Regions from separate parts of the Mus musculus genome. Here regions 2, 3, 4, 5 and 6 are each linked to region 1. Evidence: chromatin loops called from intact Hi-C (ENCODE). Cell type or tissue: heart. All regions are shown on one strand.

Region 1 (5,000 bases):
AGATAGTGGCTTGAGTTATTTTATTTGGAACGCATAACTGCAGGAAAACAGAACTTCTTGGGGTCAGCGAGTTACACAAGTCTAACTCAAGTCCTGGGTATTCCAGGTCCCAAAATGAGATGGGGGTGGTTACTGCTGTAATGGGAATAGGCATGAAATATTCACTTCAAGAGTGAAAAGAAGAAAAACAGAGTGCAACATGGCCAACAGAAAGGGGGGCATGTAATATTCAAACTCCTTCCAAAGAAACAGAAATCCTGGTCACTTTGTTCAGGACAGATGGGGGCCCCATAGGACCCAACAGGAGCAGTGAAGCAGGAACTAAGGGCGTAGATGCTTCCAGCATGTGCTTGCTCCAAAGGGCACTTACCAGGAAATTGCCTAGAAATGACGGTACCGCCGACAACCATAACAGGACCATTACTTTCCCTATAAATATGTCCCCCTTTTGCGAGCAACAAGGACCCATTCAGCCAACTGTGTGGTGCTTCAGCTGAAATAACAGACCAGAGGAAATGCCTAATTGGCCTTCATCAAATCAAAACCATGGAGCAGCCTGGTCCAACAGAAGCTCTGTCTCCGGCCCTAGAGTGGAAATTATTTTCTGCTTAATGTCAGGCTGTGTGTGGGAGAAGAGGGAAATAAAGAGGAAAGGAGAGGAAGACCAGCCTTTGGACCATCTTTAACCCCTTGGCAAGGCCAGAGCCCAGCAGGGACAGAAAGGATTAGCCTAGGCTTGGGAGGAGGAAGAAAGGTAGAGGCAGAAAGGCAAGAGTGAGCTGAGAAGACAGCGGCTTTATAAAGTGCCTGCCTGGCCAGCATGAGGACCTGCGTCCAGCGTGGTGGCTTATAACTCCTCTGCTGAGGAGACAGAGCAAAGGCTCCCCGGGACCCACCACCCAGCCAGTCTAGCCTAACCGATTAGTTCCACATCAGCAAAAGACCAGTCCCAAAGGAAGCAAACAGTGTACCAGAGGATGTCGCCAGAGGTTATCCTTTCTCCTACACACTCACAAAATGCAGGAGGGATTGGTGTGTGTGTGTGTGTGTGTGTGTGTGTGTGTGTGTGTGTGTAGTCAGCCAGCTTTAATCCAAGCACCCAGGAGGAAGAGGCAGGTCTGGTCTACATAATGAGTTCCAGTACAGTCAAGGCTGTGTAGAAAGCCTCTTTCTCAAAAAACAAAACAAAATCATAGTCAACTAATACCATCTCCCACCTATCTAAATGTATGAAAATTACATTTAGAAATAAGAAACGGGAGCGGTGCAAGCCTTTAATCTCAGCACTCAGGAGACAGAGGCGGGCTGTTCTCTGTGAGTTTGAGGCTAGCCTGGTCTACAGAGCAAGTTCTTGGTCAGCCAAGGCTGTAGTGAAACTCTGTCAAAAAAAACAGGATAAAGAAACCAATGACAGTTTACCAGTTCCTCGCTCAGAGTGTGTGATGATAATAGTTGTTTAACGATTTTGAAGACGACGGTGAAGAGAGGAAAATGTGACTCACTCTGAGACACAAAGCATTACTCAAGAGTCCGGTGACGAATGAATGTTTGGAGGGTGAGAGGGTGAGTTAAAAATAATTTGGATTCTTGGGAACCTCACTGGATGGTTTCAGAATCCTGTCATTTATCGATTTCCAGGAATTTCCCCTCTAACAATTCTTTCAGGTCCTGTGAGGTTTGTATTCTGCAGCCCTGACTGGCACATCAGCCTTGGGGGAACATGTGGGTTTCAGACAGAATAAATCAAGGGAGATGGGAATCAGAGCCCTATGGATGCTTTTCCTGACAGCAGTATTGTGTGACTTCTCGGGTTCTGTAGACTTCTGTCTGACTTTCTCACTACCATCATGGAAAACAGATGACCCTAATTAGTTGGTCCTCAGAACGGACTTTAGTGATGCAAAAGTCTTCCTAGTCACATTGGCCTAGGCTAGGGACACACTTATGTCACCCACCAGCTCTGTAGTAAAAGATTGGGAGACCCTGCTCCATGACTCCAGGCAAGCTACTTAACTATTTTTTTTTTAAAGGATTGAAATCTGTTACCTAATCAGCAAAATGGACCTTAAAGCTTTCTTGTGGTGATAACCAACGCATTGTACCTGGTGTGAAGTCGACACTTAGTAACTGGTACGATGTGGGTATCACGTTACCTTGAGCCAGCTGGCTGGCCTCTCTGAACTTGCTTCTTCTCTTGAAAAGCTAGAAGTAGTAATATATACCTGTCAGGTGGTTATGAGAATTATACATGTGAAGATTACACGGTGTATATGCAAAGTGTCTGGCTCAGTGTCTCATAGTAAATACTCAATAGGTTTTTTTCCTTCCTTCTCTGAGAACTACCTTCACTGCAATCCAGGATAAGGAAAGTCCGTGTGGCTCCGTCATAATCACACTGGCCACGTTCCGCTAAAAACCAATCTGTTCCTGGAGTTGGCTCTTTGAGCTGCCTGCCAGTCTTTGGAATCCCCTACCTGATGGGCTTTCTGCCTACACCCATAAAAGGAAAAGCTATCAACGCACCACGAGACTGCCTGAAAAGTAGACAATTGCAGGGCTCACCGATCAACACTAGAGGGCGCAATAAGCTCAGGAAAGCAGTGAGGGCCACACCCAAAAATCTAGGAATGCGCCTGTTTCCCCGGCCGCTCAGGTCCAAGCAAGAAAGATTAAGAGTAGCTCAGAAAGGCCTTCGTGGGGACAAAAGATGCGAAGGAAATGCAGGGAGCAGGAATGAAACACCTTCCCTTCGCCTTCGCCTTCGGCTTGGCACCGGACTAGAGAGCCTCTGGCGTCTGGTCTTTGAGAGTGGGTAGGACACAGCACCCTTCACGGTTCCTCCAGCTTCTTCATCTATCTCACCCAGCATCAGCCAGTGTGCCCTGGGTCACAGCTAAAAGACTACTCTAGAATACAATAGTCTCCGGTGTTTAGTTGGAGAGCAGAAACTCACAGGGAGAAAGATCTTCAGAAAGGTCTCCACGTGATTTACAAAATCCCACGTGGAAATTGATGGGCTACTTTAATGTACACCATCTTACTGATATTCACAGCCTGGGGTTGGAGATAGAGGCGATCATCTCATTTTAAAAGTAAGGAAACTGAGGTTCAGGTAACCGCCCACACTTTGGGCAGTTGTCCTTTAACAGTTTGTTTATTGTTGTTGTTGTTGTTGCTATTAATTAGTGCATTAGTGCTTTGCCTGCATGTACATATATAATGGTGCCAGTTCCTGAAACTGGAGTTACCGAGAGTCACGGCGCTATTGGCTTTTCTCTTGTTGTTCTTGTTCTGTTTTTATGTGGCACTGGGAATCTAACCTTTATCCCTCCCCTCCCCCTCCTCTCCCCCTTCCCCTCCCCCTCCCCCATTTTAAAATTAATTCAAACCACTCACACAACTGCAAGAAAACTACTCAGCTCCAAGCATTCCATACTCACCTTTACATTTTTTTTTATTTTACTTTTTTTATGTCTATGAATATTTTACCTTCGTGTATGTCCGTGCACTTCGTGCATGCCTGGAGTACCGGGAAGCCAGAGGAGGGTAGAGATGGAACCCCAGAACTGATACTGTGAGTTGAAATGTGGGTGCTAGGAATGGAATCCTGGCCTTTTGGAGAAGTCGGTGTTCTTAGCTGCTGAGTCATCTCACCAAGTCCCATAAAAAATTATTTATGTGGGCTGGTGAGATGGCTCAGTGGGTAAGAGCACCCGACTGCTCTTCCAAAGGTCCGGAGTTCAAATCCCAGCAACCACATGGTGGCTCACAACCATCCATAACAAGATCTGATGCCCTCTTCTGGAGTGTCTGAAGACAGCTACAGTGTACTTACATATAATAAATAAATAAATAAATCTTTAAAAAAAAAATTATTTATGCTTATTCATGTATTTGTGTGTGTGCTTGCATTGCCATGACCTGAGTGTAGAAGTTAAATAATGGGCTAGAGAGATGGGTCAGTGGTTGAGAGCAGTGGCTGCTCTTCCAGAGGTCCCAGGTTCAATTCCCAGCAACCACATGGTAGCTCACAACTGTGTAACTCCAGTTCTAGGGGATCTGATGCCCTCACATATATGTAGATGTGGACAAACCACGAATACACATAAATTTTTTAAATTTTATTTTATTTTTATTAGGTATTTTCCTCATTTACATTTTCAATGCTATTCCAAAAGTCCGCCATACCCACCCCCCCCCCATCCACTACCCACCCACTCCCCCGTTTTGGCCCTGGGGTTCCCCTGTACTGGGGCATATACCGTTTGCAAGTCCAATGGGCCTCTCTTTGCAGTGATGGCCGACTAGGCCATCTTTTGATACATATGCAGCTAGAGTCAAGAGCTCCGGGGTATTGGTTAGTTCATAATGTTGTTCCACCTATAGGGTTGCAGTTCCCTTTAGCTCCTTGAGTAATTTCTCTAGCTCCTCCATTGGGGGCAGTGTGACCCATCCAATAGCTGACTGTGAGCATCCACTTCTGTGTTTGCTAGGCCCCGGCATAGTCTCACAAGAGACAGCTATAACTGGGTCCTTTCAGCAAAATCTTGCTAGTGTATGCAATGGTGTCAGCGTTTGGGCGCTGATTATGGGATGGATCCCTGCATATGGCAATCACTAGATGGTCCATCCTTTCGTCACAGCTCCAAATTTTGTCTCTGTAACTCCTTCAATGGGTGTTTTGTTCCCATTTCTAAGAAGGGGCAAAGTGTCCACACTTTGGTCTTCGTTCATAAAAATTTTTAAAAGAACTTAATGGACAGTCTGTAGATGTTCACTCTGTCCTTCTGCCACCTGGGTTTCAAGAACAGAGCTCCCATCGTCAGGCTTGGCAGCAGGTGCCCTTACCCAGCCATCTCGCCGGCCCCACAAACCGAAAAGATGTTGCTGCATTCTCTATTGTCCTAACCCACTGAGCATGGTGAGAGGTGATGCAACACAGTAATTGTGAGGGTGTGCTCTGTATTTAGCCAGTCCAACCTCCTTTACTCTATCATTGC
Region 2 (5,000 bases), 290 kb after region 1:
ACTAGCTCATATACCCTAAAGAGGGCACTGAAGATGGTACCTCTGTGCGAACGACAGCTGCCCCTAGCTTGATGCCCTCCTCCCGAGTTGGTGTGATGCAGTGATGAAGTTTCCTGGGATAGACCCCAGTCCACAGCCTGTGTACAGTGCTGCCTCCTTGGACAGCCCAGAGTAGGGGGATCCCAGGGGGAAGGTGGTAATCAGCGCCTGCAGTTGGTGGGAAGGAAGCTACACCTCATTCACAGACCAGCTATGACCGGTGCTGTGCTCCCAGACCTTAGAGCCACACCTGCCTCCTGCCCCACAGCCTCCATCGTCCTGCAGAAGTGGTGGTGTCAGATGGAGCCCTGCCTGCTGGGAGAGGAGTGTAAGGTGCTCCCGGACCTGTCAGGGTGGAGCTGCAGCAGTGGACACAAGGTCAAAACCACCAAGGTATTGAGACGGGTGGCTCACCCTCCCCTCCTGCTCCTCCCTCACCCATGATAGCACAGGGGCCAAACCCTGGAGGGCCAGGCCCTGCTACTGGTGATGGCATGCCTGCCTTGACTTTCTCCTCTTCGATTCCCATGGGTTTACCCCTAGAAAATATCAGGCCTTTTAAAACAAAATGGAGCAGGGCACAGAGGCACACATCTGTAATCCTAGCACTCAGGAACAAGATCAGGAGTTCAGTTAGCCTGGGTTGCATGATACCTGTATCCAAAAATACAAAAACAAACAAACAAAAACAAAACAAAACAGGAAAAAAAAAACCCTAAGGAAAAAAAATGTAGAGAACTGAGAAAATTACCTAGATCAACCAGGGATGAATTTATCCTTCTATCTGAGTTCCAGAAACTGTATCCTCTCTGCCTGCCACCTCACCACAGACTGTCCCCTGTCACCTACACCACTCCTACCCCTTCCCCTCCCACTTCCTGCCTGCCCTCCCCTAGTCGGATGCTCTGTCCTCAGTAACAGCACCTAAGAAGATTATTATCGTCACAGCTTGCCGCCTGCCCCACAAAACAAGGGGTAATTAAAATTTTATCAAACTCTTTAGCGGTTCCACAAGTGCCGTGGCTAATTAGTTGTATGTCATTGCCACCATCACCTGTGCAAGTGAGTGACATTTCCAGGCAAGCCAAGGCAGTGTCCCCGCCACCAGCCCCACTACACACAGCAAGCAGGTTAACTAACAGAAGCAAAACCACTTCTGGGGTTCTGAGGAAAATGGAGGTTTTCACAGAACACACGACACTGGGAACTTCAGCAGAAAAAGGTTTGGGGGCTGGAGAGGTAGCTCAGTGGTTAGGAGCACTTTTTGCTTTTACAGAAGACCCAGGTTCAATTTCCAGCACCTCCAGTAGCTTAGTACTCTCTGTAACACAGTCCTAAAGGATCCAATACCCTCTTCTGGCCTCCTTGGGCACCACACATGTGGTGGACAGATGTTCATGCAGACACAGTTCTCATATACATAAAACTTAAAATGTGGGGAGGGAGCAGTTGGCTGACTAAAAGGCAGGGCAGCCCATCTGTAGGCAGTAAAGGGGGGCAGCCATTCTGAGAATGTTTATTAAGACTTGCAATGTGAGACCTATCACAGAGCCAGGGACATTTGGCATACTGTTACAGGCCTGAAAGACAGATCACTGCCTTTGCAATCCGTGTAGTGACTCAGAAGCAAACGGCAGTGAGGTTTGCCTGACGGGTGCCAGCATGGATGGATCACCAGGCCACAGGTGCTCAGCTTGGGTGGTGTTAGGAGACTGGCAGCGGTGACCTCTCGGTGACTCCCCTATGCTGGGGCTCTCTGGCATGCCACAATGGCCGGTTCCCTGTTGCTTTCTCAAGCCTTCCCCTACCTGACGATTTGCTTTCTAGGTCACACGGTAACTCTCGGAGGTCATGGCTTAGGTAGGACAGCCTTGACTGAGCTCGGGACTGAAGAAAGGCCTGGTCACCAGACAGCAGATAAGAGGACTTACCTGGACATGTGCCCATGTCAAGTGTAACATAGACCGGCCAGGGCCCTGGGCAGCACTCTGTTCAGCTAAAATGCTTGGATCTTTGGCCACACACTTGAGAGACCTGTGCTCTCCTATGAACAAAGTCAACACACAAACCTATCCTTAAGGAATATCTTGTCAAGTTAAGGAGTGGATGACAGGCAATTTCAACAGTTTAAAGTGTTTGGTACCGTGGCTTCTGAGCGACCTGCAGTGGGTGTGGTGGGGTGGGGCGGATGGAATTTACACAGATCTTCAGCCACCCGATCCCAGGACACAAAGTTATGAGGGCCACACCAGTATCTTCCCATCTTGGCCTTCCCATCAAACCTGCATCCCCAGCAAGATGCTAAGATGTGAGAGGAAAACACTGCCCCCTGGTGCCAAGCCAGTGGGATCTCTTTTGGACAGCACTGGAAAGTAGAGATGAAGGGCTTCTTCCGCACACCTCTGCAGAGGCAGGGCGGGGCGCACATCCCATGCTGTCCATGGATGGACAGGACCTCAGTCAGAATCACCCCTCCACCTTGAACTTCGGGTGTTTGGTTGCTGTTTTAAAGGACGAGGAAACCGAGTCACAGAGGATGAGATGGATTTGCCCAGGATCTCACAGCTTGGCCTTCCAAAAACACGGATGTTAGGACTCCAGCCTAGGCCTTCCGTGGCAGTTTTATCTAGACAGTGAGACCCCGCAAACACTGTCTGGATAGCACCAACATGATTCTTGGGAGATGGGACTTTGACCACTGGAATTTTGGTTGAGGCCACTGATCTCCCATCAAACAAACAAACAAACAAACCCTAGAATATACACACACACACACACACACAGCAGAGTGGAGCTCCTTCTCAGTCCCCCAAGGCCAAACAGGCCCCGTGACAGCCCAGAGGTCGCTCAGCCCAGCGGCAGCAGAAGCAGTGTGAGCAGTTAGGTATCCCATCACCCACTCTGCTTCTCTATCAGGAGCTTCAGCCAGCCCCCTACATAGGTACCTGCCAGGAGGCAGAGGGGCAGGCCAGAGGACTTCATAACCAGGCTGGCCTCCTAGATGGCTTGGGAGTAGCAAGCTGGCTTACTTTTATTACCAAGGCCTTAAGTGTTAGAGTGAGTGTTAGAGACCAGCCTGGATGATGGTTCCCTGAGAAGGTAAATCAGCCATAGTTTACACTGGAATCTTGGTGCCCTTCTCCTTGCCTGTGTCCCAATGCATTTGACTAAGACTCTGGTATCACCCCACCTCAGGGCATGTTTTGGGTTTGGCAAAATGAGATGAACAGTAACGTTATCTTTCAAAGGCAGGCCTCTGTCAGTCTCTGCTTGTAGCACGGTGACAGGCCAGGGTCACCAAGGGTCAATGGCAGTCATGGTCTCCTTCAGTACTGAGGAGTGGAGGCCAGAGGGTGTGTTAAGTCTCCGTGACATATTCTTTGTTTTGTTGTTTTGCTTCTTTTTGTCTTTAAAAACATTATAGACTTGCCAATGCCATCTTTAGCTCTAGGGAGGGAAGGAACACATTGTTGCCCATGTCAGGTCTGTGACCCTTCCCAGGGGACGTCGAAGGCCTGGGATGGCCTCCCAGCCTCTTGGCTCACCCTCTGTACCATGGAAACCTGAGCGCAGGGCTGGGGCTGGGTTTGTTTTCCTCCTGATGCTCAGAGAGAGATGTGTGAGTGAATTATTTAGGTTACGGCTTCAGCAGAGCCAGACAGTGAAAGCCTGCTTTCCTGGAGGCCAGAAGGTAGGTCCTGTCGGTGGGTGTGGAGCTCCATAGACTCTCTGCTCACTCTGTCCTGGACACTGTCACCCAACGGTCGGCTCCCCTGCCGTGCCCCACCTGTGTTGTCCACACGAACTGGGTTAGAGTGGAGAGTTCAGAGATGACGCGTCACAAGCTCCCGAGAGCTGCCAGTCTCCTCCAGCTCCCCCCCACCCCCCGCTGCCTCGGGGTCCTGATTCTGTACCTTCTCTGACCCCCACTAAAGTTGCTAATTCCTTGTTAAGTCTCCCTCCCTGCCTCCTGACCTAGCCATGCATTTAGTGGGTGAACTCTGAGCTGAGTGGGTATCTGTAGATTTCCAGGGAAGCCCCACACAAAAAGCTCTGGCAAAGAAAAGATCCAGACCCCCACCTCCAACTCCACCCCCCCCCAAAATTTGTATCCAGCTGAATCCAAACCTGTGTAGGTTTTGTAGCTATGCAAAGAACAGTCTAGAAATAAATGGAGGGTTTTTTGGTTTGGTTTTGGGGGGGGGTTTAGAGCATAGGGGTTCCTCCAGTCATTTGACTTCCTCTGCCCTCCTTGACGAGAACATCTCATCATCTGAGGTTTGCTGGAACCCCATCTCTTCAGCTATGCGGGCTCTAGGAAAGCCAGCAACTACTAAATCATGTGACTGATTTCTGCTAACCTCCTGGCAGTTGTACTGAGTCTGTGAGTGACATCCTGATTAATGATCCCAGACAGCTCCACAACATTGACTTGCACATTGAGACGACAGCTCCCTAAACCCAGAATTATAGTTGCAAGAGGGTTTAGAAGCCAGCTCTTTGATTTGCCAGCCTGGGAGAGGGTAGCTCAGAAAGGTTAAGTAATTTGCCCGAAGTCACACAGCAAGCTGGTGGCATGTCCTTGCTCAGTGACTCAGCATAGAGTTCTTTCCACTATTGTACATCCCATTGTACCCCAGAGCAGATGAGAACTTGGAAGGAGAACAGGGTTCTTAACTGTGAGAGTCTCATTCTGGAATCGCCCAACACTGTGAGAGCAAGGGCCAGAGGGAAGAAGAGCAGGAAACACATAGTGATCACATACACATAGGGAAGCAAGAAGGGGAGGGGTGGATGCCCAGAATTTCAAACTACAGAGTCAAACCGAACAGGACAAATGCCACACGAAGGAGAACTGGTGCCTGTCCTTTCCTGAGGAGGCAACATGGAGTGTTGTCAGTCCTTGGCAAACTGGGTGTGGGGGTGCATGCCTATATCCCAGGTACTCAGGAAGCAATAAG
Region 3 (5,000 bases), 67 kb after region 1:
TTATTTTGAGTTCTTCAGCTGACACAGGGAGAAACAAAAACAAAAAACCTGGGTCTTGAGGAAAGGACAATTTGTCTACTCACATGGAATCAAATGAGAGACACTTCGGAAACCTCTGGGTCGGTCTCCTGTATTAAAAATGAGAACAAGTCCTAGAAAGGTCAAGTGACTATCCAAGTTCAGGCCATGGCAGAGCCCACACAATAAACTGTAGTCCCCGCCCACCACTTCTGCCTAGGCTTCTCCTGAGCTGACCTGGGACCAGCAGTCAGCCTGGTCCTGGCTACTCCCTTAAGGCCTTCCCTGTCCTCTCCCCTGCTTCCCCACAAAGCTTGGCTTTGATCTTGCTTGCCCGGGCTGCCTAAGCCTCAGGCTGCCCACCAGCCTGATTGCCACACAAAAATCCTGTCCTGTCTCTGAACAGGTTTGACAGCCAGGTGAGGGGAGGAATGAGAAGCATGGGAGGGCTTTTGCTCCCAGGCTGGGCCCCTCCGTCTGGCCTCAGCCCTGGGAAGTACTCACAGGCAAGCTTGCTCCTCAGGTAGAGCCAGGCAGACACAGAAGCTGTAAGCATCTGTCCCCTCCCTGCTCAGACTCTGACTTGCCACACCTGCCTGTGAGGAAGGGCCACCAGGATGCCTCCTGGCCCCTCTCTCCATCAGAACTCAGATGCTACGCTGTCCCTTAAACCCCCGCCTTTTGCATTCTCAAAACTCCCCATCTCTTATCGCTCCCTGCTGTGTGTTCCATCTCCTCTCCCCTGCCTGTCCCACCTAAATCACAGCCTTCCAGGACTCTTTGTACCTCGGGGCAGCTGGTGTCCTCAGGAAGCCCCTGACCAAAGCAATCTGGGGTGGCAGGGCGGTTTGGAGGTGGTGGCAGGGCATAAACAGGCCCCTTCTTCATCCCTAGCATGTTTTCGCTCTCCTCAGCCTGGTGAGTCAGCAGCACAGGGCCACACACAAGGCTCCCATTCAGGGCTCAGCTTCCTTCTGCTATAACTCAGATCTTGGCAACTCTCCCTCCCTCATTCTCTATGTGGGCCTTATTCTCACCATGGGAAAGCTCTGCTCCCTGCCCCGGGCCTCCTCATGCCTCCCAGCCCCCACCAACAACTCCCCAGCACCCACATCAGTCCACATTCCTCACTCTTCCTTTCTGGGAGTTGGGTAATCCCAGCTGGCTGTAGACATATAGGACACAGAACAAAATAGGAATGATACATTAGTGGGTCCTCATTTGCATATCCAATAGAGACTTGTTGGTGTGCCAGCATAAAAGTCTATGATCCCAAGTTGAAGGACAGCCTGGGTTACATAGCAAGATACTGTATTAAAAGGAAATAAATACAGATGAAAACCAGTTGTTTGTTGCTGGTGGCTCTTATGTAACCCTGAGCTGGATCTAGAAATATGGATGCACGCGCGCGCGCGCACACACGCACACACACACACACACACACACACGCACACACACCACTTTGTATCTGCCTCTTAATTTATTGAGCATATAGTTATTAAGTGCTGTAGTTTACACATTGATAGGGAGATGAGTCTCACATAAGTGACATCTCACAATAATGCATGTCTTAAGACATAGTAGGTGTCTCAGATAAGTTGGGGTGGGGGCTGTCCAAGAGCCTAAGAGGAGAGCAGGATCAGAGAGCTTAGAGACTTAAGACAAATAATACACGCAGACAGAAGGGAAAGAGGTCTTGGTTTGCATAGATGGGGTATAGCTGCACTGTATACAGCAAGGGGAAGCAAAAGGAATTTGGACCAAAGAGACATTAAGAACAATAATGTCATTCTGTATGGAACCCTGCTAAATGACAACCTGGGCTAGTCTATCGGCATGTAATGGTAGCTTGCCTTCTTCCCGTGGGGTTCTCTGCCTAGCATACAGCAGCTAGGTTATCTGCCCTTGACCATCGGAGTTGCAGGGTAGGGAAGATTAACTTGCATGTCTGGATTAAAAGACGCTGGTTCTGACGCCACCCTTGGGCACAAATGCCAAGCAGGCTTCTTCAGGCTGGCAGCCTCGCCCTAGTCCCGAAAGCTAGGTTGCTCGCGCCCCCTGGTGTTCGGACGTGGACAACCTCTATGGGACGAGGTGCTGCTGCGCAGCAACCTCAGCGACCTAGAGCGACGCGTTCTACGGCCAAGAGGGGGCGTTGCATCAGCCGCCCGCAGGCAATGCTGCATGCTCACACCCCTGGGTCCAACTTCCTTGGAGACCAGCCTCCTGCTAGGTTCCTTAAAAAATAAAATAAAAAGACGATGATGATGATAAAAGGGGAGAGAATGATAGAACCACTTCACAGGATTGCTATGTTTGGGTTTTTTGGATTTTGGTTTTTGTTTTTCAGTGCTGGGGATTAAACTTAGAATCTCACACTCACCGGGTAAGTGTAATCACTGGACCAGTGAGACAGGATCTCACTCAGTTGTACATGCTGGCCTTGAATTCTGATCCTTCTGCCTCAGCCTTTCAAGTGATTGGGATTACAGACCTGACTACTCTATGAGCCTTGGGTCTCTTAGAGCACGTTTAAAAAGGAAACTAACTCCTAGCCCAAATGAGCCCTCACCAAGTCTTGGATAGTGAGTGACCAACACCTTAGATGTTCTCTTACTGCTAGAAGGGTCAGGTTGAGTATGAGTATTTATTATTTATCCATACACTGCATGATACCTCAGAAATGTTGTGTTGACATCCCAAATACAGAACTCTTAATGAAGTAGGGTTTTGTTTTATTTTGCTTTCTGGTGCGAAGGGCTGAACCATTACCAAGGCTCTACCACTGAGCTAAATCCCCAACTCTTTGTTTTATTGTTTGTTTGTTTGTTTGAAAGACTAGGTCTCATTCTGTAGTTCAAGCTGGACTCAAACTCATAGCAATCCTCCTGCTGCAACCTCCCAAATGTGGGATTACAAACTGGGGTTACAGGCATGTGCCACCATGCCTAGTTTGTTTCGTTTGTGTTTTGAAACAAGCTCTCACTCTCTAGCACAAACTGGCCTGGAACTTTCAATGATCCAGCTGGGACTGCAAGCATGAAACACCACGCCCAGTTTCATGAGCCAAGCAAATAGCCGGGAGACAGCACTCTGGCAGGAACACAAAGAATCCATCCGTGAAGATGTCCATGCCATAGTCACTACTAGGTGTCAGGCACTGCCACAGGCACTTGGAAGAATAAATAACTTTCTGCCCTTTGGGGCTTTTGATGGTAGTGTGTGAGACAAATGCAAAACATGGCACTATTTAGACTGTAGGCATGATAGCCCACACCCGGTCTACAAAGCAAGTTCCAGGTCACTTAAGGCTACTGAGACCCTTTCTCAAAAAGCAAAACAGAGCCTTTAATCCTACCACTTGAAAGGCAGAGGCAGGCAGATCTCTGTGAGTTTGAGGCCAATCTAGTCTACAGAGTGAATTTCAGAACAGCCAGGGTTACACTGAGAGACCATGTCTCAAAAACAAAACAAAACAAACAACAACAGCAAAACAAATACAAAAAAAGGGGGGGTGAGCTGTGGCTGCAGGTATTCGGCCAGTGAGTTACAAAGGTCTGGCAGAGGAAATGACACTTGTCCTGGCTCTGAAGGAGATGTGAACAAGGAGTAAAGGGTCCGAAGAATAGCAGAGCCAGGCAAAGTGCTGGTGCAGATCCAGCACCAAAGCCGAGCAATATTTCAACACCTCACCAAGAGCCTAGTAAGTGTGTGCAGCCTTGGGTGGTGGTGGCATGGACCTGGAGACTCTGCCCAGGAAAAGAGTTTAGACTCCTGGGCCACTGAGAGCTGGAACTGAGGAGATAACCAGAATACAAGCCCCCTTGTGGTAAAGCCAAATTAAGCTTCAAGGTCCATCTCTACCTAGCACAGCTCCTTCCAAACCCTTAAGCACCCAAGCCAAGTGGTCAGCGCAACATTATAAAATGCAAAACCTTTTTGCTCTTTTTCCAACATTACACTGTGCTCCGTGGCGGCTTGCCTTGGAGTGACAGTCACATGCAGTTTTGGAATTGACCTAAAGTTAAATTAAATCAGGAATTAATCGTTATGGGGGGATATGTATTTATTTATCATACATTTTTGTTGTTTTGATTTTTGTTGTTTTGTTTTTGTCAGTCTGTCTCAAGAACAGTGAGGTTGATCAATGGGTAAGGGTGTTTGCTACCAAGCCAAACAACCTGAGTTCAGGCCCCAGAATCTACATGTTGGAAGGAGAAAACCAACTCTGAGCTTCTTCAATGTGTGCACCACGCTACACATGCACATGTGCCCACACCATACATATTGTATATAAACATACTGTATATGAAAAATGATGCTAGATATCATCTTCTGTCGAGTTGTAATTCAAGCCATTGTGATAAAAACAGCACGATGCTGGCATAAAAACAGACACATGGATCAATGAAATCAATGAAAGCCCAGATGTTATGGCCACCCATCTATGACCATCTGATTTTTGACAAATACACACACTAAAAAGAGAGAGTGTCTTTAACAGGTGGTGCTGAGGAAAATGGATATTTGTATGTAGAACAGTCAAAGATCATCCTTACCGATTACTTTGCCCAATAAAACAATTCTGAATGGGTCAAAGCCCTTCACATGAGACCTGAAACTTGGACACTAAGGGAAAAGTAAAGAAAACTCCTAAAGTTATAGGCATGGGTGCTGGCTCTCTGAATAGGACCCAGTCAGTCATTTTGGAAGTAATGCCAACAGTCAATGAGTAAGACCACATTGAGATTAGAGAGCTCTGTAGAGCAAACAAAATGATTGATAATTAATATTTAATATTTTAGTAAGAGATAGGTTGGACTCAAGTCCAAGTGGATCAAGGACCTCCACATAAAACCAGCTACAGTGAAACTTAGAGGAGAAAGTGGGGAAGAGCCTCAAACACGTGGGCCCAGGAGAAAATTTCCTGAACAGAACACCAATGGCTTATGCTCTAAGATCAGCAATTGACAAATGGGACC
Region 4 (5,000 bases), 550 kb after region 1:
CACTTGGTGGCTCACAACCATCTGTAATGGGATCTGATGCCCTCTTCTGGTGTGTCTGAAGACATTGACCGTGTACTCACAAAAATAAATAAATAAATAAATAAATAAATAAAAAATAAAATAAAATAAAAGAAGAAGAAATCTTAAAAGAAACAAAACAGCTGAACAGGGAAAAGTATATTATGCTTTCAGACTGAAAGACTTATTTCTATAAAGATGTTAAGTTCTGTCGGGATGATTCAGAGGTTTAGTGTAATCCTAAGAAAAACATCAATCACTATGGCACAACAAAGATAGAGTTGGAGTGAAAAATGTAGAAGAACTGGCTAGGCCAGCTATCGAGATATATTTGAAGGCTACTGTAATTTAAAATACAGTACTGCTTCATGGAAAGTTCACCTGGTTTTTGATACATATCAGGTGTTTAATTAGATGCTTGATTTATGACATAGAACTTCAGAGTAGTAATGAAAGGCAGAACCTTCACTGAATGAAGCTCAGCTCTCTGGGTTGTCACATGGAAGAAAAAAAAAGAACTTGAATCCTTTTTCTTTTCTTTCTTTTTACTTTTTTGTGTGTGGGTTTCCAGTCAGGGTTTCTCTGTGCAGCCCTGGCTGTCCTGGAACTCACTCCACAGACCAAGCTGACCTAGAACTCAAGATCAGCTCGCCTCTGCCTCCCTCGTGCTGGGATCAAAGACATGTGATACCTGGATCTTTTCTTAATCATATGCAAAAGTCAATACTCGGCCCAGGGAGATTTTTCATGAGATAAAGGTGCTTGTTGTTCTAAGCTGATGACCTGCGTTCAGTCCCTAGGATCCACAAAAAGATGAAGGGAGAGACTTACTTGACAAGGATGTCTACTCTGACCTCTATGCTAAAATCATGGCATACACACACACCACCAAATATCACACACACACACACACACACACACACACACACACACACACACACACCCCAGTGGTTGGAGGGATGGCTTATTAGTTAAGAGCACTGAGTGCTTTTCCAGAAGATCCAGGTTCAATTCCCAGCACTCAGAGGATATCTTACAACAAATGGCCTGTAATTCTATTCTCACAACCATCTGTAATGGGATCGGATGCCCTCTTCTGGTGTGTCTGAAGACAGCAACAATGTACTCACATACATAAAATAAATAAATAAATACATAAATAAATCTTAAAATAAATTTGCTTGTGACCCAAGCACTCAGGAGGCTGAGACTGAATGCTCTTGAGTTCAAGGCCACCTTGGACTACAGACTGAGACCTCTATGCTGTAAAAATATAATTGGAGTTGGGCTGGGTAGAGAGATGGCTAGGCAGTTAAGAGCACTGGCTGTCCCCCGCAGAAACCCAGGTTTCATCTCTGGCACCTACAGCCTTCTGTGACTCTAGTCTCAGAGGATCCCTTGCCTTCTTCTGGCCTCCTCAGGGACTACATACATGTGGTACACAGATAACTTATGTTAGCAAAACACTCACACACACTGAAAAAAAAAAATCAGGGGCTGGAGAGATGGCTAAGCTCTTGTTCCTCTTCCAGAAAGCCCTTGGAGGCCAGAAGAGGGCGTTAGAATCCTCGAAGCTGGACTTCATGCTGTCCAGTGTGTGTGTGCTGGGAACTGAACCCTGGTCCTCTGCAGGAGCATTGTGTGTTTACTGAACAGCTAAGCCATCTCTGCTGTCCCCGAAGTGTACATTTTTGATGAAGTCCAATATCTCTATCACTTTTCTGGCTTCACATTTTGCTTCAATGGTAATAAATAGTAGTTGCTGTTAGTTTTCATGGTCATGTTTACTGGGAGAAGAAGGGAGAAGAAGCTGAAGGAGACACCTTTCTAAAAGTCCTCTGCAGTAGACAAGCACACGAGGACAGTCAGAAAAGTAATTTTAACCCAAAGGCATGACATGGATGGAAATGGTGTGTGTGTGTGTGTGTGTGTGTGTGTGTGTGTGTGTGTGTGTGTAAGTGCCACAGGGTGCATATGGTGATCAGAGGACAGGGACTTGCAGGAGTCAGTTGTCTCATTCTACCATGTGGGGTCTGCGAATTCAACTTAGGTTGATACACTTGGTGGCAAAGCTATTATTGATGAAGCATCTTACCCACCCTGTTTTTCGTTTCTCCTCTTCTTTCATACAAAGCATACTATGCAGATGAGGCTGAACTGGGACTTGGGTTCTCCTGCCTCAAATTCCCAAGGAGTGCTCAGACTGCAGGCGTGCTGGTCCACACCTGGCTTGCAAAGTCTTTGAAAAGTATAGACACTATATGTCAGTGAACCATTACTGATATTTTCATTTTTACTCATTTTGTAGGTAACACACAGCGGAGAGATCACAAGGTAGCTAGATTCCGCTGTTCCCAGTAAGTCTTTTTACTTCAGGATAATTTCCTTCCAGTCTTCTTAACTTTGTTGATTGCTCAAAAACCTCAAACAGAAACCAGAAAACCCACATCCTCAAACCAACGTTTTATCTATTTGTCCCACTTGTTCTTCTGAAGATGAAACAATATTTTCCCAAATCGAGGAAAGAATTTTCTTTAGAGACAATTATTGAACTCCAGGCTACTGTAGAAGCCGGAGGTGTACTGACTAAATAGCGCCTCTGCCAATGGGAACTTGAAGTCCTTTCACAGTGACAGCGTGCCATGCTCCGGGAGAACCAACTGCCACATTTTTTCAGGGCAGGGAGTTCGGCCGCAGAGGCCGCCCTGGTTGGGCTCCGGAGACTGATGTGGTCGAAGTTAGGTTTAGATCGCGCACTTATTTGCAGCTGCTGCTTGGCATGCAGCCCTTGTGCCATTCCCTTCTGCAGGAGCCTACAGAATAGGTCTTTTTTCACTACTACTGCAGATCAACCGCAGTGAGGATTTGGCGTTTCGGGTTTCGCTTTTTCCATTCTATTTCAAGGCCCTAGTGCGCCCACAAGCGGAGGAATAGCTGCAGAACTGCAGAAGCAGCTCGGAAAAGGAGAAAGGGCCGCTGTAATGCTCGCCTCCTAGGGGGCGGGGCAATCGTAGGCCTCGCCTCTCTCAGAACCCAATTTCCGACGCAACCTCATCCCGGGGCTCCGATTGGCTGGCTGCTGAGCGTGAGTACGTTGCGTCGCGGGGCGGGGCGGACGAGCGGTGTCTGTCAGGGTTTCAGCTCTACGCCCCCGACCGCCGCCCCCTCCCCTGCGGTAGCGTCGTTTCCTCCTCTCGCCCGCTCTGAGAGGGGACAAGTGACAGCCCGGGCTCCGGGTGGCGGTTTAGCCTCCGGGCATCTCTCCTCAGCCGACTCTCTGAGCTAGCTGCTGTTCTCGAGCGGGTCCCGGCCAGGGGAAGATGGCGGCCGCGCCCCGCGGCATCTGGGAGCAGCGGCGCCTGGGCTGTGGGTTGGGACCCCTCGCACGGTTGCTCATCCTTGCGCAGGCGCTGCGGCTGCTGCCCGCTGCCCGAGCCGGCCTGTGCCCGGCGCCCTGCGCCTGCCGTCTTCCTCTGCTGGACTGCAGTCGCAGGAAGCTGCCCGCGCCCAGCTGGAGGGCACTGTCGGGCCCGCTGCCCTCCGACATCTCCAGCCTGTGAGTAGAGGGTCCCAGGGCGCGGTCGCCACCGAGTTCGGAAGGGAGCTGCCTTATTGAGATTGTGAACTTTGAATGTTAGGGTTTCCCGGTACTCGTGGGAAGATAGGGGTTAAGATCTGGGGTCTGTGACGTTCCGGGCTGGAGATGTTTAATGTTGGACTCACGGGTCCTGAGCAGCACAGCTGAGACTCTGGATGGCTGTGGGTCGGGTCCAAGTGCAAAGCCCTCTTTGGGCTGCATCATTTTTTTTTTTTTTTTTTTTTAAAATTCCAGCTTGACTGGTCCTTGGGCACGTGATGCAAACACGATCTCTCCCAAAGATACAGGATCTCTCTTTTGTCCCCAGTTCTCCCATCGGCTCATTGTATGTTTCAGTTTTGATACTTGAGTTCTTGATAGGGTTGAAAACCTCTGCATGCCTAAGGAAGATCATTGCTGATCTCTAATGTTTTGTAAGAGCAGTTATTCTTTAGTAGTCAGTTTAAAGAGGGGAAAGATTTTTTTTCCCCAAATCACGATACTTTGTCTTCACTATGTTCCTTTGAGTTAAAGAACCTTCATTTCAGATCTCTTTGTTTATGTATGAGAATCCAGTGCAGTGATCGAGTGGATTCTCTAGCTCTGACTTTAAATCCTGACAAACTTGTATTAGCTAGTGGCATTTGGAGAGCTCACTGCTCTGAGTCAGTAGGCATTAAATAGAACAGTAGGTATTAAATGCTGCAATTATGAGACTTCTTAGCCACCAACATACAGTTATGTCTCTGCCACTAACTGATCAACGTGCTTATTAATTGACTTCTAGAGTTACCTCTGAAAAAGAGTTATCACTAAAAATAGTTTTGTGATATAATTAAAATACAAAGATTGGTTAGGTTCTTAATGGAAAAAGAATACAGGTAGAACATCTGTATTGCAGAGGTTAAGTATACATTTGCAGAACGTATTTATAGGTTAGCATAGATAGGAAAGAAGCTAATTCCTGTATTCATTGAGAAAATTAGTAACTGCTACAGTTACTATAGAATTGCAATATAGTAATACAGCTCCTGTCATTTTGTGGTGGTTATATCTGAGGCTTATTCTGGTTTGACTCAGACTTTAGTATTATCATTTAGCATAGTCTGAATTAATCCAAGCACAGCATCTTCTTTATACAGTAGGTGCCTTTTTTGAAGAAATTGATGAGACAGCTACCTGATTATGATAGACTGAATCTGACATAGGTTTAAAAACAGTCTGACTTAATGTAACTAATTGAAGTAAACATGGCCTGCTTTTGAAGATCCTTCAGTGAGACTTGCTGAGTGTGTTTGTTTAGTATGCATGAAGTTGGGTTTGAACATTAGTGCTGAAAAAAATAAGAAAAAAATCATTAGCAAGTATATAGTAATGTTACCAAAGATGCTAATTGCCAGAAGAT
Region 5 (5,000 bases), 200 kb after region 1:
TTCCTGGTTTAAAGCCAGGCTAGCTAGTATATGCCTCTAAATCCACCACTTAAGAAGTGGCTCAAGGGATCAGGATGTCTTGGCAACATCCTGGCCTCAAAGCAACAAGAAGAAGTAGAAAAATAAATGACAAACTCGATGAATAGCACTTTAATGAGCACACAAATTACCATTAAACACTTCACCAACCTATTACAGACAAATTAGACAGTATGTGGTACCAATACTCTAAAATACAAAAAGCATTTTAGAACATTATCCTATGGTCTTTCATGTCATCTCATGAGACAGAAAAGGGAGACCACTGCCTTCTCAAAGGACAGAAAAATTAACAGTGTCACCATCTAACAGAAATATTTCACCAGGCAGTGGTGGCACACAGCCTTTAATCCCAGCACTTGGGAGGCAGACGCAGGCGGATTTCTGAGTTCGAGGCCAGCCTGGTCTACAGAGTTCCAGGACAGCCAGGGCTACACAGAGAAACCCTGTCTCGAAAAACCAAAAAGAAGGAAATATTTCCATCTTCTTCTGAGGCTGCAGCAAAAAATACTGCAATAACGCCACAAAAGATCCAGGAGTCCATCTTTTCATCCTACCTACGGCCAGGGAATAGTATTTGCAGAATCCGCACAGGTCAACACTGCTTACAAGTTTTTATCTTTGGCCCAGGCTACATGACAAACATTGTACAACTGCCGAAGGAAAATATTAAACAAACCCACCGTTGTCTGCACTTCTCTCTCCTCTCCCTTTCCTAGACTATCTTATTACTCACAATAAAAATATTACGAAAAACGTCTCTTAACCGAACTGTCTTACAATAAAAGTATGGTCCACTAAAATCATAGCATTTTCTATCGTGTATGACAGATGTGCTTATCTTGCTTTTCTGGGTGTGAGTTCTTTTAAGTTAGGCAGCTGGGAAACTCTGAGGTACGACTTTTCAAGGGGCCCTGCAAACGATAGGAATGTCTATAAACTGTGTGTACACATCTGGGAATGCTCTCTTCTGTCCTACTACCTGGAGCTTGCAGCGTGTCAGGTAGCTTTTCCTGTGGTAGCGTAGACAGAATAGAGAGGGCGAACCTTCAGCGATCTAGGGAGGGGCCGGGAAACTGCAGCACGGTTCTAACAATCAGCTGCCGGGTGGAGGTGGCCCAAGCGACAAAAATAAACCCACTGGAGCATGCAACACCAATTTCCTTCTGCAAAGCCCTCCATGTCTCCCCGAGAATCTCTGATCTTTGGCACTTGTCCCCGACTGTCCGGGAGGTTTGGGCCTCTCACCCGCTGTCACGTTGTCACACAGCCTCAGCGGGACCCTCAGAGCGTAAAGCAGCCCCAGCCCCGCCAGGAACCACAGCGTGGACCCAGAGTTCGCCAACCCGGCCTTCAGCCGCTCTTTCCAGCCCAGCGGCGGGCCCAGGCCCAAGCCAGGAACAGGTGCATGGGGACACCCCACGGCCCGCGCGGCTTCCGCGAAGTAGTCTCCGTCCGCCATCTTGCGGCTCCGGCAGGCGCCGGGACCTGGGAGGGGAGAAGGGCCGGAAACCCGGAGTCGGGAATCCTGGGATAGTGGCGGACTTGAAGCTGGCCTCTGTCTAGGCTGAGTCCTGGGGAACTGGCTGGAGATCTGGAAGGTGGCGGAGCGCGGTGGCCGACTGAGGGGCTACCTAGTCCTCTAGGAGGGCGGGGAAGCATCTGATGGTGGCGCTTATTCTTCTGGAAACGGACTCAGTGTGGCGCCGGAGGGAAGTGGTTTTTCTTCCATACGTGGTTGAGGGTAACCTGTCGCCCTGTGCCGGGGTCGGAAAAGTACTGATGTCTCAAAGAGCCGAGCAGCTCTTAGTGCCCTGGACTCGGCGGCCCAGGAGACCAACCGGATCAGAAAAACTTAGAGGTGTAGCAACTGCTCCATGACCAGAGGGAGCCCAGACGCCACGCAAGAGTCGAGGCCCGCCACCAAGCACTCCAGGACGAATGGGAAAGTGACCGGAACTCAGGGAGAAAGATGTTAAGGCTGCAAAGCCCCGAGGGGCAAGCCGACTTCCTAGAGCGCCGACTCCAGGCTGTCACACCCGCGCGGAACTGACATGGCGCCCTCTTGGCCTGAGCTTCCGGGCGGCTCCTTCCGACGGCCCCTCGGTGATTCCGCCACTCAGCTTCCTTCCCGGCCTGCCTCGCGCCGGCCCGCCGGGCTGGGCCAGAGCAGCCAAGATGGCCGACTTTGAGGATCGGGTGTCGGATGAAGAGAAGGTAAGGGGTCCGCCTCTCTCTTTTACTTCCTTCCTCGACGGGGCCCAGGGGTCCGAGCCGGCAGCAGTGAGAAACCTGGCGGTGCCCCCAGGAAGAAGAAGGTTGTTTCCCGGTGCTGGCATAGTCCCTCTGGCCCCGGGACGCTTCCTTCCTTAAAGGAGCTTTCGTCTGCCTCACGGTGGCCCCAGTCCCCCAGTCCTCAACTCTTTTCATCCTGGACAGAGCACAACCTTCTTTCAAGAGGAGACACTTTGCCTGATTGACTTTTAACTCTAGACTCTTTTCTGTAATTATAAGAGAGGAGGTGAAGGTGATGTCGGGACGTGTCAGGCAGCAGTTATTTTACCGCTTTTGGCAGTTGGGGCTCACCCCATCCCCCCATTTATAGGTATGATTGGGGTTAGTTTAGAACGAGTCACTTCCTGATCAGAGTGGCCTCCTTAACTTCCCTTTTGCTCCTCCTTCCTCAGGAAGTGATTTTGCTGTCAGGACTCCTTGTCAGGGAGGGAGAGGTCCTCTGGTGGTGTCTGTCCACCGAAATACACACCCTCTCTCATCTTTTCTCTACTACTGACGATTAAACTAATTGGATAAAAATAAATCAGTAAACCTCAAGGGATTTGCTTAAGAATTTGACCAGCACCTTTATTCCTGCCTATGCTCTCTTGTGTGAACGTTTAGCCCCAAGGTGACTCCGTCCCTTCTGTCTTAATCTTAACTATAATTTTTTTCAAAGTCTTTTGTTTTGTTTTGTTTTTTTAACTTCCTGTTAAGCAGTGAGAAATAGCCAGACGACTTTTTTTTCAACTCCAGAAAGGTTAAATGGGTCGTAAATAAACCTCACATTTAACACATTCGGTTTGGATGAAACACCCAACCTTTTTTGATGACCTACTATGGTGCTTTATAGCTGGGTATGTCAAGAGTGTCGTTTGTGTACATAGATCTTTAAAAGTGTTTTAAATACCAGGGTGTATTCCAAATTTGATAGTATAACTTTTTCTGACAACGTACATTTGCTAAACTGTCCAAAAAGGAAAGTACTTAGTTCTTCCATAAACACAGACTCTTAGGGCTGCTACAAGTTAGAATGGTCTCATTAGCTAACTTAGGGACAAGAATATGTCTTTTGTTTCCTGCAGTGACTGTTACAAAGTATGTGCTCTCCAATGTTCTATAAAATCTGCCTGGGTTCTTCGAAAAAGAAATTGGAGATTGTTGACAGGGGAACAGACTATTTTTAATCACTTCTTCAAAAAGAATAATTTAACATACACCTGTGTATGAATGAGCCACTGTCTTTAAATGCTGAAAAGGGTGCTTACCACCTTTATAAACCACTTACCAGGATCCAGGGTGGCAGTTTGTTAGTAGAGTCTTAGCATGTGCAACATCCTGTGTTTGAACTTAAGCATTAGTAGGACAAAAACTAAAAAGCCACCAAATAACACTTTAGTGTTGATTCTCTTTTTTCTTTCTTTTTTTGTTTTTGTTTGTTTGTTTGTTTGTTTTCGAGACAGGGTTTCTCTGTATAGTCCTGACTGTCCTGGAACTCACTCTGTAGACCAGGCTGGCCTCGAACTCAGAAATCCGCCTGCCTCTGCCTCCCAAGTCCTGGGATTAAAGGCATGCGTCACCACGCCCGGCTAGAGTGAATGTTTTTATTCCTTTTCTTAAGACTGGGTCGGGTTTGGCTCATATAAACATCTCATTATACAGCCAAGAGTGACCCCAACCCCTAATCTGCTTGTCTCTGTCTCTCAAATACTGCAGTTATCGGTGCATACCATCACACTTAACTTTATTGCTTAGTTTTAGTAATAGTAGAACAAGCCAGTCATAACTAGTAAATCTACCCCGGAACTTGTAATAAATTCTATTCCTACTTTAGTAAAGAGCTTTTAGTTTTTGTTTTGTATTTTTGGGACAAATTCTTGCTATGTAGTTCTAGCTGGTCTGGAACCTGCTCTGTAGACTGGACTGATCTCCAATTTGTCCTCCTGCCTCCGTCTCCCACGATTCTGGGTTTAATAGAGGTTTTTTTCTTTGTTGTTTTTAATTGACTACATTATCTTTATTGGTGTAGATAATGTGGTATAATGATACAGTAAAAATCCTTATGATTTGAGCCAGGCATGGTGGTGTATGCCTTTAATCTAAACACTCAGGAGGCAGAAGCAGGTAGATCTCTTGAGTTCAAGGCTAGCCTTGTCAACATAGTGAGTTCCAGGACTACATAGAGAGACCCTAGTAACTTGAGATTCCTGTAGTTTTATTAGATTCCTTTCCTCAGAGCTGACAGGCACATTCATATCTCTTTAAATCTATGAGTAGAAAGAAAGGGTTGCTGGGCGGTGGTGGTGCTGGTACAACATCTTTAATTCCAGCACTTGGGAGGCAAAAGCAGGTGGATTTCTGTGAGTCTGAGGCCAGCCTGGTCTACAAATTGAGTTCCAGGACAGCCAGGGCTATACAGAGAAACCTTGTCTCAAAAAGAAGGAAAAGAAAGGACTTTGTAAGACTTCTTGATTTTTGAGCTTCTTTCCTACTTTGCCTGCTTTCCCTTCTAATCTTTAGATTGATTTTAACAGATTAAAAAGCTAGGGGAAAAGGCTGGTCCTGGTGATACCTGTCTATAATAATTTCAGCTCTTGGGAGATAAAGGCAAAGAGGATTAGGAATTCATGCCCATCCTTGGCTACATGAATGAAATACTTTCTCAAAAAAAAAAAGTTTTGGGGTGT
Region 6 (5,000 bases), 170 kb after region 1:
TGCCTGCTCTGTAATGTCCGTCTCACAGTAGCATCTATGGGAGTGCAGACTGGGAAGACTCCCTGGGCTAAGTAGAGACCCTTTGTATGTGATCAGAAACAGTCCTACACTTCTCTACCCAAGTGCTGTCTGCGGTCTCTCACAGGCTTACCCACACAAGTCTGTATTCCAGGCCTCCCTCTCATACACCAACACTCAACCACACACCCATGTTTACCCCAAGCTTCCTTCTCTTCACCCTGCTAAAAACACAGAGATTTTTGTTTGTATCTTTAAAGTCAACAGCTGGCCAATAAAATAAACTGATTCTTGGCTTTGTTTAAGAAAGAAAACAAAAAGTTTCCCTTCCATTCAGATAAATCACCAGAACATTTGGTTTGAAGATGATGTATTCGTCCTGCTTGTCCAAGCCTGCCCAGTCCAGCATTTAAGTCAGTAGCCATAAGCAGTGACTGAACACTTGAAATGTGGTTAACCTAAACTGATATGGCATGCTAGAACATATCAAACTTAAAAGACCGAGAAAAATCTAAAATACCTCATCATTTTATATTTTGACTATTAATAATAAAACACTCAAACTAATTTCCTTTTTAACTTTTTAAATATGGCTACTGGAAATCTAAAAAGCTACATATATAGTTCACACATTCCAATTAATCAGAGATTATTGACAAAAAATGTAAGGGAATGCACAAAATTTAGTGATTGGAGTAGCTATCATCACATCTATAATCCCAATATTCAGAACCCTGAGGCAGGAGGCCCTTGAGTTTGTGGACAGCTTTGACTATACAGGAGTACCATGTACTTTGCGCTCTATGACAAGATACTGTCTATTACTGATTAACAATAATAACAATTTAGCCATTCCCTCAGTTAGGGTCAAGAAGGCCTTTCAGATATGAAAATGTAAACTGCACTACTGAGACATTTTTCAGATAGCATTTTAAATTGATATATATAATAATTTTATTAATCAACACATTTCTCCAATGTATTACATTAGATTTTTATAAAACATTAGATACACTATTGGTTTAAACACTTTTTTATTTGCCATACCCAAAACAATTTCAAATTTTTGTTGTTGTTCGCAACAGAATTACACTATGCAGCCCAGGCTAGCCTTGAACTCTCGTTCTCCTGATTCAGCTTTCTAAGTGCTGGTGATTACAGATTTACGTCACAACACCTATCATCAAATATGTGTATAAACACTTTTAAATAAGCAGGAAAGAAATATTTTTGTAAGGCTGGGGATATAGCACAGTGGTAGAGCACTTGCCTAGCACGCTTGAGGCCCTGGGTTCGATCCCAGCACTGCAAAACAAAACAAAACACCACTTTTGTAAAGACCTTGATAGATAAAATTGATGAAATAGAATCTTAAATATCAACATAATTTATTACTTTGTTTTGTGGTGCTGGGAATAAAACTCAGGAACTCACATGGTAGGCAATGCCTATCATTAAGATACATCCTCAACTCCTAACATAACAAGCCAGTTCTGGGTACAGGCCTATAATCCTGGGCAGATCAGTAAGATTCTGTCTCAGAAAGTGGGGAAAAAAGGGCTGAAAAAGTAGCTCGAGGCTAGAGCACTTGTCTGGCATGTGCAAGGACCTGGGTTCTACCCCCAGTACCACCAAAAACCACAACAAATTACATTATATGTTCCTTGGCAATTCTGCCTTATATTCTTGAATAAGGATGTTATTACAAAAAATTAGTCCTATACATACCTAATGACTTTCTTTTATCATAAACTGGGGTCAAATTTACACATCAGTGTAAATTTTTATGTTTTTCATGTACGTATTTTGTATTTGTTTATTATGTGTGCCTATGTGTACACCACAGCACACATGTAGAGGTCAGGGGACAACTTGTAGGATTTGGCTTCCTCTTTCCACCACGTGGTTTCTGGGAATTGTACCTTTACCAGAGGAGCCATCTTGTATACCCATCAGTGTAATACATTTTCAATTGGAGAATTCAGAAACGTTTAATATATTCTCAAGGTCCTGCAACTGTAGCTGGTACATGAAGCATGTTTGCCATCCCCAAAAGTGCCATAGTTATTTAGCAATTCTACTGTCTCTCATGGCTCCCCACCGACAGTCACACATCACCTCTCTAATAGAGTCCTTTAGTGCAAAGAGGCTTTTGTGGTAATGAGACATGGTTTACCATATTGCTTGTGTCTTTATTGTCTTGTCTGTTAACCATCAGAAAATCTGGGGGCATAAGACTGCCCCATCTTTTCTCTCCTGTCCTCCCTGCCCCACTCTCTCCCCTTCTCTTCTCTTTGTCCCACACTCTTTTTCAGAGAAAGAGCTCTACCACCAACATACATCCCTAACCCACCCCATGTTCTCTTACAGGTGTTTATAGTCTAGTTAATTTTTAGTTGATTGATATGCATACGTGAGGGAGCGGGGTACAATTTCCAACCTGTAGATGTCATTATCCAATTGTTTCAGTATCTTTTACTAAAATCATCTTTTCCTCCACTGAACTGCTTTGGCATCTCCATCAAAAATCCACTGAGAGCCCACAGACATGAGCTTATGTACAGATTCCCAGTTGGAATCCATCAGGCTAGTTGTCTAACCTTATGGTTTAGCCATCTAGTTTTGTAGTAAGTTTAAAATTGGAAAACTTGAGTCTTCTAATATTGCTCTAGGATTGTTTTTGGCTGCTTAGAGTCCCTTGCTATAGCACACAAATGATAAGACCAGCTTGCCCATTTCTGCAAAATTGGTAACTACAATTTTAATTATTTTTTTAATGTATGAGTGTTTTGCCTGCATGTATGTCTTAAGTACTACATGCATGCAATCCCCATGGACACCAATAGAGGGTATTGGAGCCCCAGAAAGTGGCATCAGATAATTGTGAGCTGCCATGTGAGTGCTGAGAACCAAACCAGGGTCCTCTGGAAAAACAGCCAGTACTTTTAACCACTGAATCATATGTCTAGAACCAGGAATTGTAATTTTAACAGGGGTTACATTAAATATGTAGACTGATTTAGGGGAGCACTGACATTTAAGTCAATGATATTTAATTTGTATAATACATGAACAGAAGATTCCTTCCCACTTGTTTAGGTCTTGCTATTTTAACCATTTGAACAATGTTTTGTGGGTTTTCAAAGTTTTTAAAGATTACTTTGAGTGTGTAAGTGTGGGCACACATATGCCATCACGTGTGTTCGGAAGTGAGGAGGTGACTGCTGGAAGTCAGCTCGCTCCTTCCTAGGTTCTGGGGTCGAGCTCAGGTCAGCAGGCCTTTCTCTCCAGCTGCTTTTCTAGTTATCAGTGTGCAAGTCGTACACTTTTTAGCTAAAGTTACTCCTATGTACTGTCATATACTTCCTGCCACTGTAAATGGGGCTGTGTTATCACAACTATTTAGAATGAAGCTAACTTTTTATTCATACATTTTAAACCTAATTTATAAGCATGGATAGGTGTCTAGCTGTGTGAATTCCTTACAGTTTTCTAGACATATGATCACATCACCTATGAAGAGACAATTTACTTCTTCCTTTCAAAAGCAGACACATTTTTTTCCTTTCTTGCTCACCTGCCTGTGTTAGGATTTCTAATAACATGTTACACAGAAGTAGTGAACGCAGGATCATATGCTTTGAAGTCTATTGAGAAAAAAAGTTCAGAATTTTTTGTAGACATTTCCATGAATACTTTTTCTATTTTTGTTCTACTGTTTCTTTGAATGCTGGTTTTTGCTGTTTTGTTTGGGATCAGGGTCTGGCTGTACCCCAGGCTAACTCAGAGCTCAATAACAGCCTCCTGATTGCTGAGATTACAAATATGTACCACCACGTCCATGTTTTTTGCATGCTTCATATTTTTTTTTGTTGAAAATTGGAAAATCTTAACTTTAATATTCTGGCAAGTGTAGAATCTGATTTTCTGCACTCCCTCTTGTTGCTGCTGCTGTTGGAGTTGTCTGTATTGTGGGTTTTCTGATGATTTTGTAACATTGTATTCTTTGTTATGTGTGACCAATGAGGACCAATGGTTAGCATAATGGTCAGTTAATGGTCAGATAAAGATTTCTTAAATATCTATGAACAAAGTACAAAACACAAGACTGCACAGGTCTTGTGTGTATGTGCATGTATGTGTATACATATATGTATATGTCTGTATATGTGTATATTTATATGTGTGTGTGCATTAGCATGCATGTACTAGGATGCACTCTCAACACTCAGGTATTTCACAACCATCAGAGATTTTATTTCCACTTTTGTCCAAAATAAATGTTATCTAGGCAGGACATTCCTTACATAACTAACATTTTTTAATATTTTTATCATAAAATGATGTTGGATTTTGTCTTTTTTTTCATGAATTAAGGTAATATACGGGCTTAAAAAGACTTGAAAACCAGGTATTTTCTCAGCATGCCCAACTCTGTCAAAAACTGGGTCTTTGGGCTGGAGAGATGGCTCAGTGGTTAAGAGCACTGGCTGCTCTTCCAAAGGTCCTGAGTTCAAATCCCAGCAACCACATGGTGGCTCACAACCATCTGTTATGAGAGCTGATGCCCTCTTCTGGTATGTCTGAAGACAGCTGCAGTGTACTTACATATAATAAATAAATAAATCTTTAAAAAAAAAAACAAAAAAAAAAACAAAACAACTGGGTCTTTGAGGTTCCCAGGAATGTGCGGAAGCTTTTCAAGGCCCTATTCTCTAGAGTCTCATTTCCCAAGCTTTCCTCATACATGTTCTGCTTTATCCAATTTCTTGTCCTTTTGTTTAGTTTTATATTTTATATCAGAAACAGATGGCTAGTAACACATTTTCCTCTAAATATTTTCATCTTAGGATGGTCAATTCAGAGAGTTTCAAGGTAACTGAAGTAAGACAAGCCCTTTGAGCTGGTGCTTAAAGTAACTATTACATCAGTAAAAATCAACAACCACAGTTCTGCTCCCTGGCATGATACACCTGTATCTG

The links. Peaks named below come from ENCODE experiments on the same cell type or tissue, not always from the same donor. Only the 100,000 strongest peaks of a DNase experiment are listed, where the experiment ranks them.
Region 2: it touches region 1 in a loop (4-fold over the local background); 31 of 42 quality-filtered maps call a loop at or near these places.
Region 3: it touches region 1 in a loop (8-fold over the local background); 33 of 42 quality-filtered maps call a loop at or near these places.
Region 4: it touches region 1 in a loop (3-fold over the local background); 2 of 42 quality-filtered maps call a loop at or near these places.
Region 5: it touches region 1 in a loop (4-fold over the local background); 15 of 42 quality-filtered maps call a loop at or near these places.
Region 6: it touches region 1 in a loop (4-fold over the local background); 3 of 42 quality-filtered maps call a loop at or near these places.

The regions. Positions count from the first base shown.
Region 1 is chr3:105,056,640-105,061,639 of GRCm38, reverse strand. No RefSeq gene overlaps it. Among named protein-coding and RNA genes, the nearest start is that of Cttnbp2nl, 6.2 kb to the right of the region's middle. In heart, CTCF peaks have their summits at 2,576 (motif pointing right) and 4,434; DNase peaks (open chromatin) are centred at 439 and 2,549; H3K4me3 peaks cover 737 bases; H3K27ac peaks cover 2,051 bases.
Region 2 is chr3:104,767,612-104,772,611 of GRCm38, reverse strand. It overlaps Tafa3 (TAFA chemokine like family member 3), which reads left to right. Exons shown (of 7, transcript NM_183224.3): 6 at 308-432; 7 at 1,867-5,000. The coding sequence ends at 1,878. Among named protein-coding and RNA genes, the nearest start is that of Tafa3, 7.4 kb to the left of the region's middle. In heart, a CTCF peak has its summit at 2,365 (motif pointing left); no DNase peak of the experiment used is centred here; H3K27ac peaks cover 228 bases; H3K27me3 peaks cover 317 bases.
Region 3 is chr3:104,990,005-104,995,004 of GRCm38, reverse strand. No RefSeq gene overlaps it. Among named protein-coding and RNA genes, the nearest start is that of Gm46819, 11 kb to the right of the region's middle. In heart, no CTCF peak of the experiment used is centred here; DNase peaks (open chromatin) are centred at 304, 924, 2,064 and 3,164; H3K27ac peaks cover 1,407 bases.
Region 4 is chr3:104,510,030-104,515,029 of GRCm38, reverse strand. It overlaps Lrig2 (leucine-rich repeats and immunoglobulin-like domains 2), which reads left to right and starts at 3,112. Exons shown (of 18, transcript NM_001025067.2): 1 at 3,112-3,574. The coding sequence starts at 3,339. In heart, CTCF peaks have their summits at 1,161 (motif pointing left) and 2,944; a DNase peak (open chromatin) is centred at 2,989; H3K4me3 peaks cover 2,666 bases; H3K27ac peaks cover 1,956 bases.
Region 5 is chr3:104,861,596-104,866,595 of GRCm38, reverse strand. It overlaps Capza1 (capping protein (actin filament) muscle Z-line, alpha 1), which reads left to right and starts at 2,091. Exons shown (of 10, transcript NM_009797.3): 1 at 2,091-2,256. The coding sequence starts at 2,218. St7l (suppression of tumorigenicity 7-like) reads right to left here and starts at 2,090. Exons shown (of 14, transcript NM_153091.3): 1 at 1,288-2,090. The coding sequence starts at 1,501. In heart, a CTCF peak has its summit at 2,124; DNase peaks (open chromatin) are centred at 1,545, 2,145 and 2,665; H3K4me3 peaks cover 3,675 bases; H3K27ac peaks cover 2,696 bases.
Region 6 is chr3:104,883,929-104,888,928 of GRCm38, reverse strand. The region is part of intron 6 of St7l (suppression of tumorigenicity 7-like); the gene reads right to left. Among named protein-coding and RNA genes, the nearest start is that of St7l, 22 kb to the right of the region's middle. In heart, a CTCF peak has its summit at 2,856; no DNase peak of the experiment used is centred here.